2 separate regions of the Homo sapiens genome follow, and region 1 is linked to region 2. A link is an interaction called in ENCODE POLR2A ChIA-PET data of the cell type or tissue named here. Cell type or tissue: endothelial cell of umbilical vein. All regions are shown on one strand. Each heading gives the region's core, and the rest is flanking DNA. Links, peaks and the distances in the headings are about the cores only.

The links. Peaks named below come from ENCODE experiments on the same cell type or tissue, not always from the same donor. Only the 100,000 strongest peaks of a DNase experiment are listed, where the experiment ranks them.
Region 1: POLR2A ChIA-PET joins it to region 2 with 6 read pairs; 4 of 35 experiments call an interaction of 5 or more read pairs at or near these places.

Annotation. Positions count from the first base shown.
Region 1 is chr2:197,462,858-197,473,541 of GRCh38, reverse strand. COQ10B (coenzyme Q10B) reads right to left here. Exons shown (of 5, transcript NM_025147.5): 4 at 3,371-3,472. LOC124907951 (a long non-coding RNA gene) reads left to right here and starts at 501. Exons shown (of 2, transcript XR_007087903.1): 1 at 501-701; 2 at 9,100-9,228. In endothelial cell of umbilical vein, for the core only: no CTCF peak of the experiment used is centred there; no DNase peak of the experiment used is centred there.
Region 2 is chr2:197,553,514-197,564,039 of GRCh38, reverse strand. HSPE1-MOB4 (HSPE1-MOB4 readthrough) reads right to left here. Exons shown (of 9, transcript NM_001202485.2): 9 at 10,341-10,526. It overlaps MOB4 (MOB family member 4, phocein), which reads right to left. Exons shown (of 8, transcript NM_015387.5): 8 at 10,341-10,526. LOC124907952 (a long non-coding RNA gene) reads right to left here and starts at 5,388. Exons shown (of 2, transcript XR_007087918.1): 1 at 4,283-5,388. In endothelial cell of umbilical vein, for the core only: no CTCF peak of the experiment used is centred there; a DNase peak (open chromatin) is centred at 7,449; H3K27ac peaks cover 939 bases.

The DNA.
Region 1 (10,684 bases), core at 5,685-10,684, 91 kb after region 2:
GCTAATTTGTGTGTGTGTGTGTGTATATATATACGTATATATATACGTATATACATATATATACGTGTATATATACATATATATATATGTATATATGTGTATATATATATATATATATATATATATTTTTTTTTTTTTTGTGGGGGGGGGCGTAGAGAAGGGGTTTTGCCATGTTGCCCAGGCTGATCTCAAACTCCTGGGCTAATGCAATTCTGCCCACTTCAGCCTCCCAAAGTGTTGGGATTATGGGCATGAGCCACTGTGCCCAGCCAGAAAGATTTTTTTTAAACTAAATCTCCACTTAGGACAGTGGTGTTCACACTATGAACTGGGTATCTAAGGTAGAATTGTGTGGATGTATGTAGGTGGGATTTTTAGCACCCCCACAAAAGAGGGAATCTTCTTTTACTGCAACAAGCACAATTGCTGGCACAATAAGCTTACATAAAGAAGGCCAATGAAATCTCATTTCAAGGGAAAAAGTCTGTTTCTTAATAAGAGAAGACTGGAAAAAACCTTTGCTGAATACATTAATCACTATGCCTTCTTATTAATGTGTCCCTTTTAGATCCATCCTATCCCACAAAAGGAAATAAGGAAGGAAAGTGATCCTTCTCATAGGTATCACTGAGAAGCACCAGCAGGAAGAGGAGGCTGGAAGTGTGCATGCACATGTGTGCCTAACCCACAGGGCAGATGGTGTAAGTGGTTTAATCTTTCTTTTTTTTTTTTTTTTTTTTTGAGATGGAGCCTTGCTCTGTCGCCCAGGCTGGAAATGGCCCAACCTCGGCTCAAATGCAACCTCTGACTTCTAGGTTCAAGCGATTCTCCTGCCTCAGCCTCCAGAGTAGCTGGGACCACAGGCACCTGCCACCACGTCCAGTTAATTTTTGTATTTTCAGTAGAGACGGGGTTTCACCATGTTGGCCAGGCTGGTCTCAAACTCCTGACCTCAGGTAATCCACCCACCTAGGCCTTGCGAAGTGTTGGGATTACAGGCATGAGCCACTGCGCCCGGCCACGTGGTTCAATCTTAAAGTAGCCAATGATGTGGACAAGCTTGTCCAATCCACCTTATTTTGTAGTTGTTGTTGTTTTGTTTTGTTTTGTTTTAGGCTTTTAACAGCCTGAAGCCATGGGTTTTAGTTTCTGTCTCTAGTGGTTAAGTGGAAAAGAGGGATGAGGAAGAGGCTTTACTGGCCCAACCAGAAACAGAAACTAAGAACCCATGACTGTATTCTCTCCCTTGGATACCCTTTCAGAACTTTATTTATACCCTCTCATTGTTCCATATAGAATTCAAGACAACTGGTTTGAGAACTGTGTTTTAAGGACCAAATATCCTCTAAATATTAAAATGTTTATCTTTCATTACGAAATAATTTCATTTTTGTAAAAAAAAAAAACTACAAAATAATACAAAGAATTCCCATGTACCCATTACCCATATTTCCCTATTTTAATGTCTTCAATAACCATACTGCAATTATCAAAATCAGGAAATTAACAGAGGGAGTTACTACTACTAGATAATAATGCTATTATCTAATTTATATAGACCTTATTCAAATTTTCCCAATTGTCCTTTTTTTTTTTTTTTGAGACAGTGTCTCACTCTGTCACCCAGGTTGGAGTGCAGTGGTACGATCTCAGATCACTGCAACGTCCACTTCCTGGGTTCAAGTGATTCTCCTGGTTCAGCCTTTCAAGTAGCTAGGACTACAGGCATGCACCACCACACCCGGCTAATTTTTGTATTTTTAGTAGAGATGGGGTTTCGCCATGTTGGCCAGGCTGGTCTCAAACTCCTGACCTCAAGTGATCTGCCCGCCTCGGCCTCCCAAATTGCTGGGATTACAGGCGTGAGCCACTGTGCTTGGCCCCAATTGTCCTATTAATGTCTATAATGCTTTAATGAAAATTACTCAAGAGCTGAGAACAGCACACGATAATTTAGTCAAAATTGCCACCATTTCTTAAAATTCAATGCCCAAGTTGCCTGTACAGAGAACAACTCCCATATTACCTGTTGGCAAAGAAAAAGCCACAAATTGCTTTAAGTTTTCTATAACTACGATTATATGAAAAAGAAAGTTACTAGGCTGGGTGCGGTGGCTCACGCCTGTAATCCCAGCACTTTGGGAGGCCAAGGTAGGCAGATCTCCTGAGCCCAGAAGTTCGAGACCAGCCTGGGAAACATGGCAAAACCCCATCCCTACATAGAATACAAAAATAAGCCTGTGTGGTGGTGCATTCCTGTAGTCCCAGCTACTCGGGAGGCTGAGGTGTGAGGATCACTTGAGCCAGGGAAGCAGAGGTTACACTGAGTCAATATCACAGCACTGCACTCCAATCTGGGTGACAAAGTAGCGCCCCATCTCAAAAAAATAAAAAAAGAAAGTTACCAGACTCTAGATGCAAAAAAATGAAAAAAATATATTACCTTATTTCTGCATGTTTTATTTTTAAATTTTTTGAGACAGGGTCTCACTCTGTTGCCCAGGATGGAGTACAGTGATGTGATCATAGTTCACTGCAAGCTCGAACCCTTGGACTCAAGTGATCTGCTCGTCAGCCTTCTCAGCAGCTAGGACTACTGGTGGGCACCACTACACAAGGATAATTTTATTTTTATTTTTATTTGTTTTGAGACAGTTTTGCTCTTGTTGCCCAGGCTGGAGTGCAATGGCACGATCTCGGCTCACTGCAACCTCCGCCTCCCGGGTTCAAGTGATTCTCCTGTCTCAGCCTCCTGAGTAGCTGGGATTACAGGCACATGCCACCACGCCCGGCTAATTTTTGTATTTTTACTAGAGACGGGGTTTCATGATATTGGTCAGGCTGGTCTCGAACTCCTGACCTCAGGTGATCTGCCCGCCTCAGCCTCCCAAAGTGCTAGGGTTATAGGTGTGAGCCACCCCATCCAGCCGATAATTTTATTTTCACTAGAGACAAAGTCTTGCTATGTTCCCCAGGCTGGTCTCAAACTCCTGGCCTCAAGTGATCCACCTGACTCAGCCTCCCAAAGTGCTGGGATTCCAGGCATGGGCTACTGCACCTAGCCTGTTTCTGCATCTTATATGCAATGTGTTCTTTCATTTGGTGTTAATTTAAAACTATTATTAAGTTTAAAACTGTTATTAAGCTGGTTGTAAAGTCATGGCATGTATCTTACAATCTACAGATTTGTAAAAAACAGAATGAAGGAATATTCAAGGTTGCAAGAAATAGAATAAAAAAGAAATGTTCATTAGCATTTATGCAGAAAAAGGTATTCAATATAATTATGGCCTCTGTGTTCTAAAAAATGATTACTTTTTACCAATTTTACCTCATAAGTGGAACAAATCAAGGGCTTTATGAGACTTACTGAAAAATCCAAGGTACAAGTTCTTGGGTAGCCAGGAAGACCTGGGCTAAAACGCCAAATAGTCTCCAAATGATTGAAAAGTCTCCCATCAGTACAAGATGCCTACAACAAAATGAAAAAATAAAACCACAGTTAAATACCTTTGCTACTGGACATAATCTAAGAATCTACTATGACTGAGGCTGATTTCTTTCATAAGTAATAATTTTTATAGGTCAGACCATAGGAGATAAAGATATCTAATTTTTAGCTTGGTACTAGGAAGTAATGTCTTGCCAATATTAGCCTTTTTTTTTTTTCCTGCAGGGATCCCTAAGATTGCCAGGTGTTTTCTCTTCCATTGCTAACACCTGCTTTGCTACTTAGCTTTCCTTCCTCTAGAAGCAAAAGAGGGAGCTTCTTGGAAGCTTATTTCTAGCTCTGCCACATATAAGTGATCGTGAACAAGTTAAATCCCCATACCCTATTTCCTTAATCTGTAAAATAATACCTACTTTATATCATGAGATCACTGAAATGTTAATAAGGTACCTGGTACACATTTATCTCCTACTCAAAGACTGTTCTCTTATTAATCACGTATAGTCTTTCCTTCACTCTTTGCTCCTTATTCCTAGAGGCCTCTATCTAGTTTTCCTAACTGTGTAGTCCTGGCCCTTAGCCCTGATCCATTTCTTTCTGATTTTTTCAATGCACATGTATACTTTATATTCAGTATGCACACAATCACAATACTTAACCATACTATGTGCAGGGCATCTTGGTAGTTCCTATTTTGTATCATAAAAAAAATACTTATTGTGGCTGGATGTGGTGGCTCACACTTGTAATCCCATCACTTTGGGAGGCCAAGGTTGGGGGATCACTTGAGCCCAGGAGTTCGAGGCTGCAGTAAGCTATGATTATGCCACTGCACTCCAGCCTGGGCAACAGAACGAGATTCCCTGTCTCTTCGAAAAAAATTTAAAAATTAGCCAGGTTTAGTGATGCATGCCAGTAGTCCCAAGTACCCAGGAGGCTGAGGTGAGGGGACTGCTTGAGCCCAGGAGACTGAGGCAGCAGTGAGCTATAATTACGCCACTGAACTCCAGCCTGGGTGACAGAGCCAGACACTGTCTGAAAAAATAAAATAAAAATAAAAATAAAAAATAAAAAAATTTATTGAGATCCATGAAAGAGATGCCATCTGCAATCTGAAAATGGTAACCAGAACCATAGTTACTAGTTCATTGTTAGGACTGATTATGCTCGTTATGACCCTGAGAGATGCTCAGCATTTTATTTTTATTTTTATTTTTATTTTTTCCCACCTCAGCCTCCCAAGTAGCTGGGACCACAGGTGTGTGACACTATGCCCAGCTAATTATTTCATTTTTTGTAGAGTTGTGTTCTCCCTAAGTTGCCCAGGCTGGTAATGAACTCCTGGGCTCAAGTGAACCTCCTGCCTTGGCCTCCCAAAGTGCTGGGATTACAGCAGGCGTGAACCACCTCATCCACACAAATAATCTAGAGCATTCCTAAAGTGCACAGGTAATTTCTAAGAGCATCAAGAGTCTATAATAAAATCTTGTTATTTCAGTTGCCCAACTTTAGGATAATACATTCTGCCCTTCTTTACAATCATTTAAGAAGCTTATAGGAAATTTAACATTAAAGGATAAACAGGTTTTGGGAGTATTCACTGTAACATAGCACCTTCCTCTGACTACTTTTTTTTTTTTTTTTTTTTGAGACGGAGTCTCACTCTGTCACCCAGGCTGGAGTGCAGTGGCGCGATCTCGACTCACTGCAAGCTCCGCCTCCTGGATCCACACCATTCTCCTGCCTCAGCCTCTCAAATAGCTGGGACTACAGATGCCCGCCACCATGCTCGGCTAATTTTTTTTCGTATTTTTACTAGATATGGGGTTTCACCATGTTAGCCAGGATGGTCTCGATCTCCTGACCTCCTGATCCCCCCGCCTCGGCCTTCCAAAGTGCTGGGATTACAGGTGTGAGCCACCACACCCGGCCTCCTCTGACTACTTTTATACAAAATCTGGCAGTATTTCACTCACTCCAATTATCTAGCCCAAGGACGCACGGATTTTTACTGTTATGTTTTGACACGAAGAGTTTGCCAAAGACCTCATTTCTAAGAGCAGAGATACTGAATAGTAGAAGCTGTCATAATGATGACCTACTACTGACTGTTCTGAGTGAACTGATTTAGACCATTATATAAACTAATCCATACAAAATGTTTCTATCATGAAGCAGGCAGTAAAAGTCATTGAACTGTTGCCTCTCTGAAAATGTTCAAGGGCTTCTGGCCATTAAAGATTAGTGTAGACTAGAATTACTGACATATTAAGTGACAGGCATGTTTTGGTCAGCTAATAATTCACAGAACTGTCACATGGCTTCTGTTCTTCCCTTATAATAATTTTTACTGTATTGGGTAAAAAATAATAATTTTTACTGTGTTGTCTATTGGGTATTAAAATCCAGAACCTGGCCGGGCATGGTGGCTCATGCCTGTAATCCCAGCACTTTGGGAGGCCAAGGCGGGCGGATCACCTGAGTTCGGGAGTTCGAGACCAGCCTGACCAACAGGGAGAAACCCCGTCTCTACTAAAAATACAAAATTAGCTGGGCGTGGTGGCGCATGCCTTTAATCCCAGCTACACAGGAGGCTGAGGCAGGAGAATCGCTTGAACCTAGGAGGCAGAGGTTGTGCTGAGCTGAGATTGCGCCATTGCACTCCAGCCTGGAAAACAAGAGCGAAACTCCATCTTAATCAATCAATCAAATCCAGAACCCGGGCAACAAGAGTGAAACTCCATCTCAATCAATCAATCAATCAAATCCAGAACCTGGGTAACAAGAGCGAAACTCCATCTAAATAAATAAATAAATAAATAAATAAATAAAATCCAGAACCCAGGCCAGGCATGGTGGCTCATTCCTGTAATCCCAGTGTTTTGGGATGCCGAGGCAGGCAGATCACCTGAGGTCAGGAGTTTGAGACCAGCCTGGCCAACATGGTGAAACCTCGTTTCTACTAAAAATACAAAAATTAGCTCAGTGTGGTGGCACGTGCCTATAATCCCAGCTACTCAGGAGGCTGAGGCAGGAGAATCGCTTGAACCCAGGAGGCAAAGGAAGCGGTGAGCCGTAGATCATGCCATTGCACTCCAGCCTGGGCAACAAGAGTGAAACTTGGTCTCAAAAAAAAAAAAAAAATCTGGAAACTGAACCCAGGAACAACTGAAAGTTGAGCATATATTCTCAAGTATGTCTTTAAAAAACAAACTAGCATTATTATGTGAGGCAACTTATAATGAAAAAATAGGGGGAAGGAGAGTAGGAAAAAAAAAAAGAAAAAATAGTTTTGGAGTCAGACACATGCAAGTGTGAATTTGCCCAAGGTTCTTAATCTCCTTAAGCTTCATAAAATTGAGATAGCTATGATCATCTAATGCAGGTTATTATGAAGATTACTTTTTTTCTAATACAGTTTATCCCTCCCTTAGCAGTGCTGAAAGTTTACTCTAAGATTATTATGAATGTCTCTGAATCTGCAATAATCCAAAAATACAGGTAGTGAAAGCTTCATAAGTAAGGAGGCTTCATGACTCCCATCATTATAGTATTGCTGTTGAGGTTACAGAGATGAAAAAGACAGGGGCTCCTTCCCTCAAGTACCACAGTCTTGTCAAGGAGAAATCCTGTTGAAGAAATATATTACAGAGTGATAAAAGAAAGCATGAATAAAGCACAGGAGAATCACCAAGGTAGTGCTACTTATCAATATGAAAGGAAAGAGAGAAAATGACCCCAGATGGTCAGAATTTGAAGGAATATCAAGAAGGTAAGTGCATTACAGATAGAAGAATAAGCAATATGCAAAGGCACACGGCTGTGGAATAGTGCTGTACTGTGCATTCGTGGAACTTTTAAGACATTCGGTATTAGCTGAACATCAAGTATAGTATTACGTGGGAGGAGGGAGCAGGGAAGTAAATGGGTCAATGTGCAATGATAAAGAGATTTACTTTATCCTGTGTGGTTTTGTTTTTGTTTTGTGTTTGTTTGTTTTGAGACGGAATTTCACTCATTGTCCAGGCTGGAGTGCAATGGCGCGATCTCGGCTCACTGCAACCTCTGCCTCCTGGGTTCAAGTGATTCTTCTGCCTCAGCCTCCCGAGTAGCTGGGATTATAGGCACTCACCACCACGCCTGGCTAAGTTTTGTATTTTTAGTAGAGATGGGGTTTCACCGTGTTGGCCAGGCTGGTCTCAAACTCCTGACTTAAGGTGATGCAGCCATCTCGGCCTCAGCCTCCCAAAGTGCTGGGATTACAGGTGTTAGCCACCACATCCAGCCTGTTTGTTTGTTTTTTAGAGATGGAGTCTTACTTGCTATGTTGCCCAGGCTGGAATGCAGTAGCTATTCACAGGCATGATCACTGTACATTACAACCTCAACCTCCTGGGCTCAAGCGATCCTTCCGCTTCAGCCTCCTGAGTAGCTGGGATTACAGGTGCATGCTACCAAACCTAGCTTATCCTGTAGGTTTTAAGAAGGCAGGGGAGAGAGGCTGGGCCTGGTGGCTTATGGCTGTAATCCCAGCACTTTGGGAGGCCAAGGCAGACAGATCACCTGAGGTCAGGAGTTCAAGACCAGCGTGGCCAATATGGAGAAACCCCGTCTCTACTAAAAATACAAAAAAAATAGCCGAGCGTGGTGGCACATGGCTATAATCCCAGCTACTTGGGAGGCTGAGGCAGGAGAATCACTTGAATCCGGGAGGCAGAGGTTGCAGTGAGCTGTGCTTGTGCTACTGTACTGCAGCCTGGGCAACAGAGCAAGACTCTGTCTCAAAGGAAAAAAAAAAAAAGGCGGCAGGGAACAGAAGAAAGGTAGACAGTGAGGAAAAAATGAGGTTTATTTAGAGTTCTTTTAGTTAGAAGCAGCATAATATATATACTAAGATTTAAGTTCTGGATGGGTGCGGTGGTTCACACCTGTAATCCCAGCACTTTGGGAGGCTGAGGCAGGCAGACCATGAGGTCAGGAGATCGAGACCATCCTGGTTAACACGGTGAAACCCTGTCTCTACTAAAAATATAAAAAATTAGCCAGGCTTGGCGGTGGGAGCCTGTAGCCCCCGCTACTCGGGAGGCTGAGGCAGGAGAATGATGTGAACCCAGGAGGCGGAGCTTGCAGTGAGCCAAGATCACGCCACTGGAAGCGCCACTGCACTCCAGCATGGGCGACAGAGTGAGACTCCATCTCAAAAAAAAAAAAAAAAGATTTAAGTTCTAAGGGACTGAATGGTAAATTGAGCTCAGGAAATAGAAAAAAAAAATTAAGATTATAGAAATATTCACTGGTGTCAGACAGCTGGAGTCTTGGCTCTGTGACCTTGGGCAAGTTTTCTATCTCTTCTAAGCCTTAGTTTCCTCAACTCTAAAATAAATAATAACTCTTGAACCTCAAAGGGCTTTTGTGAAAATTTGAGTAATTCAAGTAAAGCAGTAAAATGGGCTCAGTAAATGTTAGCTATTACGACAGAAAGTAGTTTAAAAACTCTAAAACAATGAGGCAAGCAGGTGAAAGCATTTGTAATAATAGCAAAATCCTAGTCCACAGCATTTTAAGTGGAATTGAAGTTTTAAGGGTAAGAATAGGGCAGATAGGGTCTTAGCTTCACTGGACAGTGACAGTGTTCTCTTTCTTTCTAGCTGCACCAGAAAGAGCACATCTGAGAGCTGCACCCCCTTCAATGCCTAACAAAGAGCTGACTAAGGTATTTGGCTCTGGCCACTTACCAAGAAATTATATCATCATTAAATCCTGTGGGCAAAAAATAACTCAGTTTTAAAAATCTTTGGCCACTCCAAAATGGGAATGCAAAAGAAATATGCATTATCCCATGGAATTCTGCCTTTTTGTTTTTAAGGTCGGTACCCTTTTCTACATGTGTATCCTCCTCTGACAAGCATAAGATGATTAATATAATGTAAGAGCAGTTGGCATTTCAGTACCTGGTACTTGGCAGGATAATCTCAACAATGTTTATACATATATATGTATATATATATATGTGTGTGTGTGTGTATATATATATATACGTATATATATATGTGTGTGTATGTATGTGTGTGTGTGTGTGTGTGTGTGTGTGTGTATATATATATATATATATATATATATATATATTTTTTTTTTTTTTTTTTTTTTTTTTTTTTTGAGACAGAGTTTCATTCTTGTTGCCCAGGCTGGAGTGCACTGGCGCGATCTCAGCTCACTGCAACCTCTGCCTCCTGGGTTCAAGTGAGTCTCCTGCCTCAGCCTCTTGAGTAGCTGAAATTACAGGTACTTGCCACCATATTGGCTAATTTTTTCGTATTTTTAGTAGAGACGGTGTTTCACCATGTTGGCCAGGCTAATCTCAAGCTCCTGACCTCGGGTGACCCACCCACCTTAGTCTCCCAAAGTGCTGGGATTACAGGCGTGAGCCACTTTGCCCCCCAATATTTTTATATTTTTTCTTTTCATTTTTATTTAATTTTTTTTGAGACACTGTCTCACTCTGTTGCCCAGGCTGAAGTGTAGTGGCTTAATCACAGCTCTCTCTAGCCTCAACTTCTTGGGTTCCCATCTCAGCTGCCTGACATGACATATTTATATCTTTTTTTTTTTTTTTTAATTTTGAGACAGAGTCTCACTGTGTTGCCCAGGCTGCAGTGCAGCGGCACTATCTCGGCACACTGCAACCTCTGCCTCCGGGTTCACGTGATTCTCCTGCCTCAGCCACCTGAGTAGCTGGGATTACAGGCAAGCACCACTACGCCCGGCTAATTTTTGTATTTTTAGTAGAGACGGGGTTTCACCATGTTGGTCAGGCTGGTCTTGAACTCCTGACCTCGTAATCCGCTCGCCTTGGCCTCCCAAAGTGCTGGGATTAAAGGCGTGAGCCACAGCGCTATGCCTATATCTTTTCTACCTTTCTTTATCCTCTCACCACTTTAATTTTTTTCCTTCCTTCTTCCCCACCATTCCTTCTTTAACTTAAAAAACTATATATTTAGTAAACAAATTTACTCTTCCCCCAATAATAAAAGTATTTAATTCATATTTTAAAACAGTTGAAAAATTAAATTAAAACATTTCCCACTTGGGTGGCGCAAGTGATCTGTCCTGTGGGTCAGTAGTCCTCAATAGAAGGGAAAAAAAAGGGAAAAGTTTCCCATTCCCATATTATATTCAAATTTCTATTTGGAAAGAATAATGCTAACATTGTATAAAGTAACACAGTTAGGAGAT
Region 2 (10,526 bases), core at 5,452-10,451:
ACCAATGACTTGCTCCACAGAATCAGAAAAAACTACTTTAAATTTCATATGGAACCAAAAAAGAGTCTGCATTGCCAAGACAATCCTAAGCAAAAAGAACAAAGCTGGAGGCATCATGCTACCTGACTTCAACTATACTACAAGGCTACAGTAACCAAAACAGCATGGTACTGGTACCAAAACAGATATATAAACCAATGGAACAGAACAGAGCCCTCAGAAATAACACCACCCATCTACAACCATCTGATCTTTGACAAACCTGATGAAAACAAGAAATGGGAAAAAGATTCCCTATTTAATAAGTGGTGCTGGGAAAACTTGCTAGCCATATGTAGAATGCTGAAACTGGATCCCTTCCTTACACCTTATACAAAAATTAATTTAAGGTGGATTAAAGACTTAAATATTAGGCCTAAAACCATAAAAACCCTAGAAGAAAACCTACGCAATACCATTCAGGACATAGGCATGGGCAAGGACTTCATGACTAAAACACCAAAAGCAATGGCAACAAAAGCCAAAATTGACAAATGGGATCTAATTAAACTAAAGAGCTTCTGCACAGAAACTACCATCAGAGTGAACAGGCAACCTACAGAATGGGAGAAAATTTTTGTAATCTACCCATCTGACAAAGGGCTAATATCCAGAATCAACAAAGAACTTACAAATTTACAAGAAAAAAAATCAAACAATCCCATCAGAAAGTGGGCAAAGGATATGAACAGACACTTTTCAAAAGAAGACATTTATGCAGCCAACAGACACATGAAAAAATGTTCATCATCACTGGCCATCAGAGAAATGCAAATCAAAACCACAATGAGATACCATCTCACACCAGTTAGAATGGCAATCATTAAAAAGGCAGGAAACAACAGGTGCTGGAGGGGATGTGGAGAAACAGGGACGCTTTTACACTGTTGGTGAGAGTGTAAACTAGTTCAACCATTGTGGAAGACAGTGTGGCGATCTAGAACTAGAAATACCATTTGACCCAGTGATCCCATTACTGGGTATATACCCAAAGGATTATAAATCATGCTACTATAAAGACCCATGCACATGTATGTTTATTGCAGCACTATTCACAATAGCAAAGACTTGGAACCAACCCAAATGTCCATCAGTGATAGACTGGATTAAGAAAATGTGGCACATATACACCATGGAATACTATGCAGCCATAAAAAAGGATGAGTTCATGTCCTTTGTAGGGACAGGGATGAAGCTGGAAACCATCATTCCGAGCAAACTATCGCAAGGACAGAAAACCAAACACCACATGTTCTCACTCATAGGTGGGAATTGAACAATGAGAACACTTGGACACAGGGCAGGGAACATCACACCCCGGGGCCTGTTGTGGGGTGGGGGATGGGGGAGGGATAGCATTAGGAGATATACCTAATGTAAATAATGAATTAATGGGTGCAGGAAACCAACATGGCACATGTATACATATGTAACAAACCTGCATGTTGTGCACATGTACCCTAGAACTTAAAGTATAATTTTAAAAAAAGATTAAAACATAAATGAGTTAAATATGATTTTAAATCCAATATTAACACCTCAAAGGAGGCTCAGAACAAGGGAATATATTGTCTCTTAACTCAATTATATCAGATGCCTAAAAGGATAAAGCTATATGTTTACTGAGACCACTATTACTTATAAAACCTAACAAAAATACAAGCCTACAAACCTAACTAGCCTCACTCTAGGAGACATTCATACAGTATAATAAGATTAGACTAATTATTAATAATTAAGGCCAGGTGCAGTGGCTCATGCCTGCAATCCCAGCACTCGAGAGGCCGAGGCGGGAGGATCACTTGAGCTCAGGAGTTCCAGATCAGCCCGGCCAATATGGTGAAACCCCATCTTTACTAAAAATACAAAAAATTAGCCTGGCGTGGTGGCGTGTGCCTGTAGTCCCAGCTACTGAGGAGGCTGAGGTGGAGGTTGCAGTGCACTGAGACCATGCCACTCCTTCCAACCTGGGCAACAGAGCAAGACGCTGTCTCAAAATAAATAAATAATTAAACAAACAAACAAAAAAACTGTAAATTGTAAGACATTCCAAATTTCCTTAGAGTGAAATTAAAAACTTATAAAGATGCACTTATTCATAACGTACTCCTTTCCTTTCAAAGTCACAAACATCAAATTTCTTCTCCAGTAGTCTCAGTTCTAGCTTCTAGAAGGCTGTGCTGTTTACATAGCTGTTATCTAAAATTTGTTTTCTAATTTGATTCCAAGATGATGAATACAATCTTTAAAGTGCTTCATTTACAGGCTGGGTGTGGTGGTTCACGCCTGGAATCCCAGCACTTTGGGAGGCCGAAGCAGGTGGATCACCTGAGGTTGGGAGTTTGAGACCAGCCTGACCAACATGGATAAACCCCGTCTCTACTAAAAATACAAAAAATTAGCCAGGCGTGTTGGTGCACGCCTGTAATCCCAGCTACTCGGGAGGCTGAGGCAGGAGAATCACTTGAACCCAGCAGGCAGAAGTTGCAGTGAGCCGAGATCATGCCATTGCACTGCAGTCTGGGCAACAAGAGTGAAACTCCATCTCAAAAGCAACAACAAAAGAAGTGCTTCATTTACTTACCTGTCAAGACAGACGCAAATATATTACATTCATGAAATAGAATGGCACTGCACTAAGTTCACAATTTCTTGATTTAGTCACTCAACTGGATCTAGATTAACAGACTGAATTTTTGCTGGGTAATGATTTGAAATTTCGTATTTTATATTAAATCACTTGATGCATAAGAGAAGGACCAAGTGATAACAATTGCAATGTGCAATTCTGACTAAAGAAGCACATTTGGATCCAATTTAAGAAATCATCAGGTTGGCCAGGCACAGTGGCTCACACCTATAATCCCAGCACTTTGGGAGGTCGAGGTGGGCAGATCACAAGGTCAGGAGTTCAAGACCAACCTGACCAATATGGTGAAACCCTGTCTCTATTAAAAATACAAAAATTAGCCGGGTGTGGTGGTGGGTGCCTGTAGTCCCAGCTACTCGGGAGGCTGAGGCAGGAGAATCGCTTGAACCCAGGAGGCGGAGGTTGAAGTGGGCCAAGATCACGCCACTGCACTCCAGCCTGGGCGACAGAGAGAGACTCCATCTCAAAAAAAGAAAGAAGAAGAAATCATCAGGTTAAGGCCAGGTGTGGTGGCTCACTCTTGTAATCCCAGCTCTTTGGGAGGCCAAGGCAGGTGGATCACCTGAGGTCGCAAGTTCGAGACCAGGCTGACCAACATGGAGAAACCCAATCTCTACTAAAAATAAGCCAGGCATGGTGGCGCATGCCTGTAATCCCAGCTACTCAGGAGGCTGAGGCAGGAGAATCACTTGAACCCGGGAGATGGAGGTTGCGGTGAGCCAAGATGGCACCATTCATTGCACTCCAACCTGGGCAACAAGTGCGAAACTCCATCTCAAAAAAAAAAAAAAAAAAGAGAGAGAAATCATCGGGTTAGTGTAGGAATCCCTGGGAAAGAATGGGTACATTGTGAAGTTTCTGGCATACTTATAAATTAGCTAGTGAAAGCTAAAGGCAGATGGGATTTTAGCCAGTTGACGACTGGCCTATTTTCAATTTAGAATTGTAAACAGGAGAACGGGCTGTTTTATAATCAACCAAAATCACAGTAGTGATTAAGATATGCCCTGGGAGTAAATCAGGGGTTTTAGAAGTCCCCAAACATCCCTACTATTTAGTGTACCATATGCTGCTATACCGAATATTCTCGTCCATGAAAAGATTTCACGCAGCTCCCAAACTCTAACCTACTCCCACAACTCAGACAATGACTACAATGTTAAACTCTGGCCCCAAGAAGCACTTTTGGGTCTAACTAGAGAATCTCATCATTTACTGTTGGGATGGATTATAGGATCTGGCTAAAATGAAACTTAACTTCATATCCTAAATTTTCCAGTGATTTCCAGAACTAGCAGCGTATCAGAGTCACCTGGGAAACTTTAAAAACCCGGAATCAGGTCCTCCCATTCTCAAAGCAGTTTCCAAGGTGGAGTCCAAGAATCTGTAGTTTTAAACTCTCTCTTTTGTTTTTCGATGTACAAAAAGACTTGGAAAACATTCTTCCACCTCATTTACTTCCATCTCTCCTGAACTCTGTCTTTCATAAACTGGCAAGCAACATCGCTGAACCACATCAGCAATGTGGTTTTATGCATCAACTAAGAGATCACATTGTCCAGAAATAAATCCGTACATATGCAGTTAACTTACCTTCAACAAGGTTGCCAAGAATCCACAAAAGGGAAAAGGTAGTCTCTTCAATACATGGTGTTGGAAAAGCTGGATATCCATGTGCAAAAGATTGAAATCGGACTCTTTTCTTACACCATACACAAAAATCAACTAAAAATGGATTAAAGATTTAAAAGTAAGACTGAAAAGCATACAGTTCCTACAAGAAAACATAGGGGAAAACCTTCATGACATTGGTTGTGGCAATTTCATGCATATGACACCAAAATACAGGCAATAAAAACAAAAAACAAGTGGGATTATCTCAAACTAAAATGTTCCTGCACAAGCAAGGAAAAAATCAACAGTGAAAAAGGTAACCTAGGGAATGGGAGAAGATATTTGCAAACGTATCTCTAATAAGAGGTTAATCTCGAAAATATATAAGGAACTCCTACAACTAAATAGTAAAATAACTAACAGCCCAATTTAAAAATGGGCTAAAGACTTGAATAGACTTTTCTCCAAAGAAGACATACAAATAGCCAACAGGTATATGAAAAAATGTTCAATGTCTAGCCATCAGTGAATCAAAACCACAGTAAGGGCCGGGTGCGGTGGCTCATGCCTGTAATCCCAGCACTTTGTGGGGCCGAGGTGGGAGGATCACTTGAGCTCAGGAGTTTGACACCAGCCTGGGCAACATAGTGAGAACTTGTCTCTAACATTAAATTTAAAATAAAAAAAATTTAGGAAAGGAAAAAAATACAATAAGATATCACTTCACACTTGTCAGGATGGTTGTTATCAAAAACCAAAAGTTCTGTGAAGGATGTGGAGAAATTGGAACCCTTGGGTGCTGTTGGTGGGAATGCAAAGCCTCTGTGGAAAACAGAATGGAGGTTCCTCAGAAAATTATATAACTACCATATGCTCTAATAATCCCACTTCTGGGTATGCATACAAAAGAACTGAAGTCAGGATCTTGAAGACATATTAACACTCCTATATTCATATCAGACTATTCACAATAGCCAAGGTGTAGAAACAACATTTAAGTTGTTTGGCTTTATTCATCTGTCAATGAATAAAGAAATGTGATATATACATACAATATAATATTATTCAGCCTTTAAAAAAGGAAATTCTTTGTTGGGCATGGTGACTCACACCTGTAATGCCAGCACAGCACTCTGGGAGGCCAAGGTGGGAGGATCGCTTGAGACTAGCAGTCCAAGACCAGCCTGGGCAACATGGTGAGACCCCATCTTTACAAAAAATTAAAAACTTAGCCGAGGCTGTGGTCTCAGCTACCGGGAAGGCTGAGGCTGAAGAGGCTGAGGTGGGAGGATTGCTTGAGCCCAGGAGGTCAAGGCTGCAATGAGCTGTGACTGCCACTGCACTCCAGCCTGGGTGACAGAATGGGACCCTGTCTCAAAAAACAAACAAACAAAACAAAACAGGAAATTCTCCAATATGCTACAAGACAGATGGACCTTGAGAACATTATGCTAAGTGAAATAAGCCAATCACAAAAAGACAAATACTGTATGAATTCACTTAGATGAAGTATCTAAAATGGTCAAATTCGGCCAGGCACGGTGGCTCATGCCTGTAATCCCAGCACTTTGGGAGGCTGAGGCAGGCGGATCACTTGCGGTCAGGAGTTCGAGACCAGCCTGGCCAACATGGTGAAACCTTGTCTCTACTAAAAATAAAAAATTAGGTGGGTGTGGTGGCACATGCCCGTAATCCCAGCTACTCTGGAGGCTGAGGCAGGAGAATCACTTGAACTCGGGAGGCAGAGGTTGCAGTGAGCCAAGATTATGCCACTGCACTCCAGCCTGGGCGACAAGAGCAAAACTCTGTCTCAAAAAATAAATAAAATAAAATGGACAAATACATAGAATCAAAGGTTACTAATCAATGCACACAAAAGTCAAACAAGATGAATAAACTCTAGAGATCTGCTGTGCAACATTATATCTATGGTCAACAATAATGCATTGTACAAACATTTGTTGAGAGTGGATCTCATGTTAAGTATTATTACAATAAATTTTTTTTAAAGATTATACCAAGAACTTAGTTATATACAAATGGATCAATACAAGGAGGATGTAGCAAATGGTAACCTGCAGAAAATGATCCCAAATTCAGTTTTTCAGAGACTTAAATGATGCCTATGTGTTTGGGAGACACGAAGTGGATAACAGGCAGGAAATAAAAAGTCCCACTATAGAGTAAAAATTAAGTCCATAGCATGAACTATGAGATTAACAATGTAAATTTGTGTTTTTTTGTTTTGTTTTGAGACGAGTCTCGCTCTGTCATCCAGGCTGGAGTGCAGTGGCACGATCTTGGCTCACTGCAACCTCCGTCTCCCAGGTTCAAGCGATTCTCCTGCCTCTGCCTACTGAGTAGCTGGGATTACAGGCACATGCCACCACACCCGACTAATTTTTTGTGTTTTGTTTGTTTTGTTTTTTTAAACAGAGAAGGGGGGTTTCACCATGTTGACCAGGCTGGTCTCGAACTCCTGACCTCAAGTGATCCACCCGCCTCGGCCTCCCAAAGTGTTGGGATTACAGGCATGAGCCACCGTGCCTGCCCAGCCTAACAATGTAAATTTGACGGAGGCAAGTGGATCACTTGAGGTCAGGAGTTTGAGACCAGCCTGGCCAATACGATGAAACCCCATCTCTACTGAAAATGCAAAAATTAGCCAGGCATGGTGGCTGTAATCCCAGCTACTCGAGAGACTGAGCAGGAGAATCGCTTGAACCCAGGAGGTGGAGGTTGCAGTGAGCCAAGACCACGCCACTGCACTTCAGCCTGGGTGACACAGCAAAACCCTGTATTAAAAAAAGAAAAAAAAAAGTGAATTTGAGAGGATTGCTGTGTAGACTGAATAAAGGCCCCTAAAATGTCCACATCCTAATCCCTGGAACTTGTATGTTACTTTGCATGGCAAAAGGGACTTTGCAAAAGTACTTAAGGATTTTGAGATTGGGAGATTACCCAAGTGGGCCCAATGATGTAATCACAAGTGTCCTTGTAAGAGGAAGTCAGAAGGAAATACCATCACAGAAGGAAAAGCAATGTGATGATGGAAGTAGGGACTTGAATTATTATGCTGGCAAAGAATGCTGGCAGCCACCAGAAGCTAAAAGAAGCAAGGAAAGAATTCTTCCCTGGAGCCTCTAGAAGGAACCAGGAATTGTATTTTGGCCCAGTAAAGCTGATTTTGAGCTCTGAACTCAGGAAGTGTGACAGGATACGTTTATATTGTTTTAATCTACTAAATTTGTGGTTTACTATAACAGCCATAGGAAACTAATACAATTACTGACATGGTATCTCAACAATCAGAATCCAAGGTCTGCATCTGTTTCATAAAATGTTTTTAAAATGCACCAAAGATTTAAAAAGTGGTTTAAATTTTACCAAAATCAAGGCAAGCATATGATTTATCTATGTATACATATCTGGTTTTAAAAACATAATGACATCTTTCAGGGCAGGTAACTAGGGACTTATTCTCAGAAGTCAAAAAGACCCTACTGATATTATGGAATTGGGTGAAGGGGTATCTCATTTGCTATTACCATAATGACTATACCCACTATTATTTCCTCATCTCTGGAGTTCCCTTGTTCCTTTATCAACTCCCCTCAATCTATCTCTGAGAGAAGTGGGGGATTACTGAATCCTGTTATTCTTGATTTAATCTCTTACTTTTAAAACAAGGAATAAGGCATTTTTTAAAAGAAACCTAGCATTTTCTTGTAGACATTGATGCTAAGGAAAACCAAAAATATTTATTTTTTGAGGTAAGGTCTCACTCTGTCACGCAGGTTGGAGTGCAATGGCACAACCATAGCTCACTGTGGCCTCAAACCACTGGGCTCAAGTAATCCCCGCCAAACCCCTGCCTTAGCCTCCCCAGTAGCTGATACCACCAGTGTGCACCACCATACTCAGTTAATTTTTTAAATTTTTTGTATAGACAAAAATTGGGGTCTCACTATATTGCAAAGGCTGGCTCAAACTCCTAGCCTTAAGCAATCCTCTGGCCTTAGCCTCCCAAAATGCTGAGATTACAGATGTGAGCCACTATGCCCAGTCATCAAAAATATTTAATATCAGCAAATACTTGTAGGGATACAGATAATTATTTTACATAAAGCATACTGTATAAGCATGTTCCTGATACAAAAAAAGGCAGAGATAATACTATAACCTGTAACATAAACTAGAAGTAAATATTTTTAATTGTTATATAAGATATAGGTGGCTCTCATGAGGTCCACCCAAAATAAAATAATAAATATGCTATTTGGCTGGGCGCAGTGGCTCATGCCTCTAATCCCAACACTTTGGGAGGCCAAGGCCGGTGGATCACCTGAGGTCAGGAGTTCGAGATCAGCCTGGCCAAAATGGTGAAGCTCTTGTCTCTACTAAAAATACAAAAATTACTCGGGTGTGATGGTGCGGTGGTGCAGGCCTGTAGTCCCAACTACTTGGAAGGCTGAGGCAGGAGAATCGCTTGAACTTGGGAGGAGGAAGTTGCAGTGAGCCGAGATCACACCACTGCACTCCAGCCTGAGTGACAAAGGAGTGAGACTCCATCTCAAAAAATAAAATAAAAAAAGATAAATACACTACTTATGGAATTAAAAACTGCTTTTAACAAGGTTTATGAGACAAATCCAGATCAGCATATTATCTTGATCTTATGAAAAAATGAACAGTTCACTAGTTTTAAATATTGATGTCACAGTTAATCCTAGAATCATCACTTAATTGACATACTTCATGGATTTAAGTTCACGGTGTCAATTTTTTCTTTTCTTTTTTTTTTTTTTTTGAGATGGAGTCTTGCTCTCTCATCCAGGCTGGAGTGCGGTGGCACAATCTCAGCTCATTGCAACCTCCACCTCCCAGGTTCAAGAGATTCTTGTACCTCAGCCTCCCAAGTAGCTGGGTTTATAAGTGCGTATCACCACACCCAGCTAGTTTTTGTATTTTTAGTAGAGACAGGGTTTCATTTTGTTAGTCAGGCTGGTCTCGAACTCCTGACCTCAGGTGATCCACTGGCTTTGACCTCCCAAAGTGCTGGGATTACAGGCATGAGCCACCACGCCCGGCCAATGTTTTTATCGTTTACAAATTTAGGTTAATACGAAAATTTAGTATTCTCTTTGCTTAATTACATTAGGTGCTCACACTTGATATGAAGCTTTGTGTACTATAAAAAAGTAGGCCGGGTACTGTGGCTCACCCCTGTAATCCCACTACTTTGGGAGGTCGAGCCAGGCTGATCACTTGAGGTCAGAGTTCAAGACCAGCCTGACCAGTATGATGAAACCCCATCTCTACTAAAAATACAAAAATTAGCCGGGCGTGGTGATGCACACCTATAGTCCCAGCTACTCAGGAGCCTGAGGCAGGAGAATCACTTGAACCCAGGAGGCAGAGGTTGCAATGAGCCGAGACTGCGCCACTATACTCCAGCCTGAGTGACAGAACAAGACTCCGCCTAAAAAAAAAAAAGTAGCAGAAAAGTCATACAAATGAAGAGTAAGGCTCCACAATGAACCTATTATTAGATAGGTAATCTAACCCTCTAGAGGATTCACTTGGTAGCTTTCCGGTTTCATAGTGTACTCTATACTAATAATGCATATTTTTTCAGGAAAACAGATTTGAATGTTCTTATCATCTCAAATAAACTGCTAAGCATATTGCACAAATACGTTTTTTTTTTTTTTTGAGACGGAGTCTTACTCTGTCGCCCAGGCTGGAGTGCAGTGGTGCAATCTCGGCTCACTGCAACCTCCACCTCCCAGGTTCAAGCTATTCTTCTGCCTCAGCCTCCCATGTAGATGGGATTACAGGCATGCATCACCACACCTGGCTAATTTTTGTATTTTTTTAGTAGAGATGGGGTTTCACCATGTTGGCCAGGCTGGTCTTGAACTCCTGGCCTCAAATGATCTGCCCACCTTGGCCTCCAAAGGGCTGGGATTACAGACGTGAGCCACTACATCTGGTCCATATGTATTGTCTGTTAACAATGAGATGCTTGAAGAAATAAAAATCAACTACTTTTACTAAAATATTCGCATAGCATGGAAGAACTACACAAAGAAACCTTTAGCACATTCAACAAGGATTCACAAAATAAAGTATATACAATTTAAAATTTAGCTGCTCAAAAAAGATGTCATCATATAGACAGTAGGGCAAAGTACTCACATAAAAAACTTAGTTCTACTAT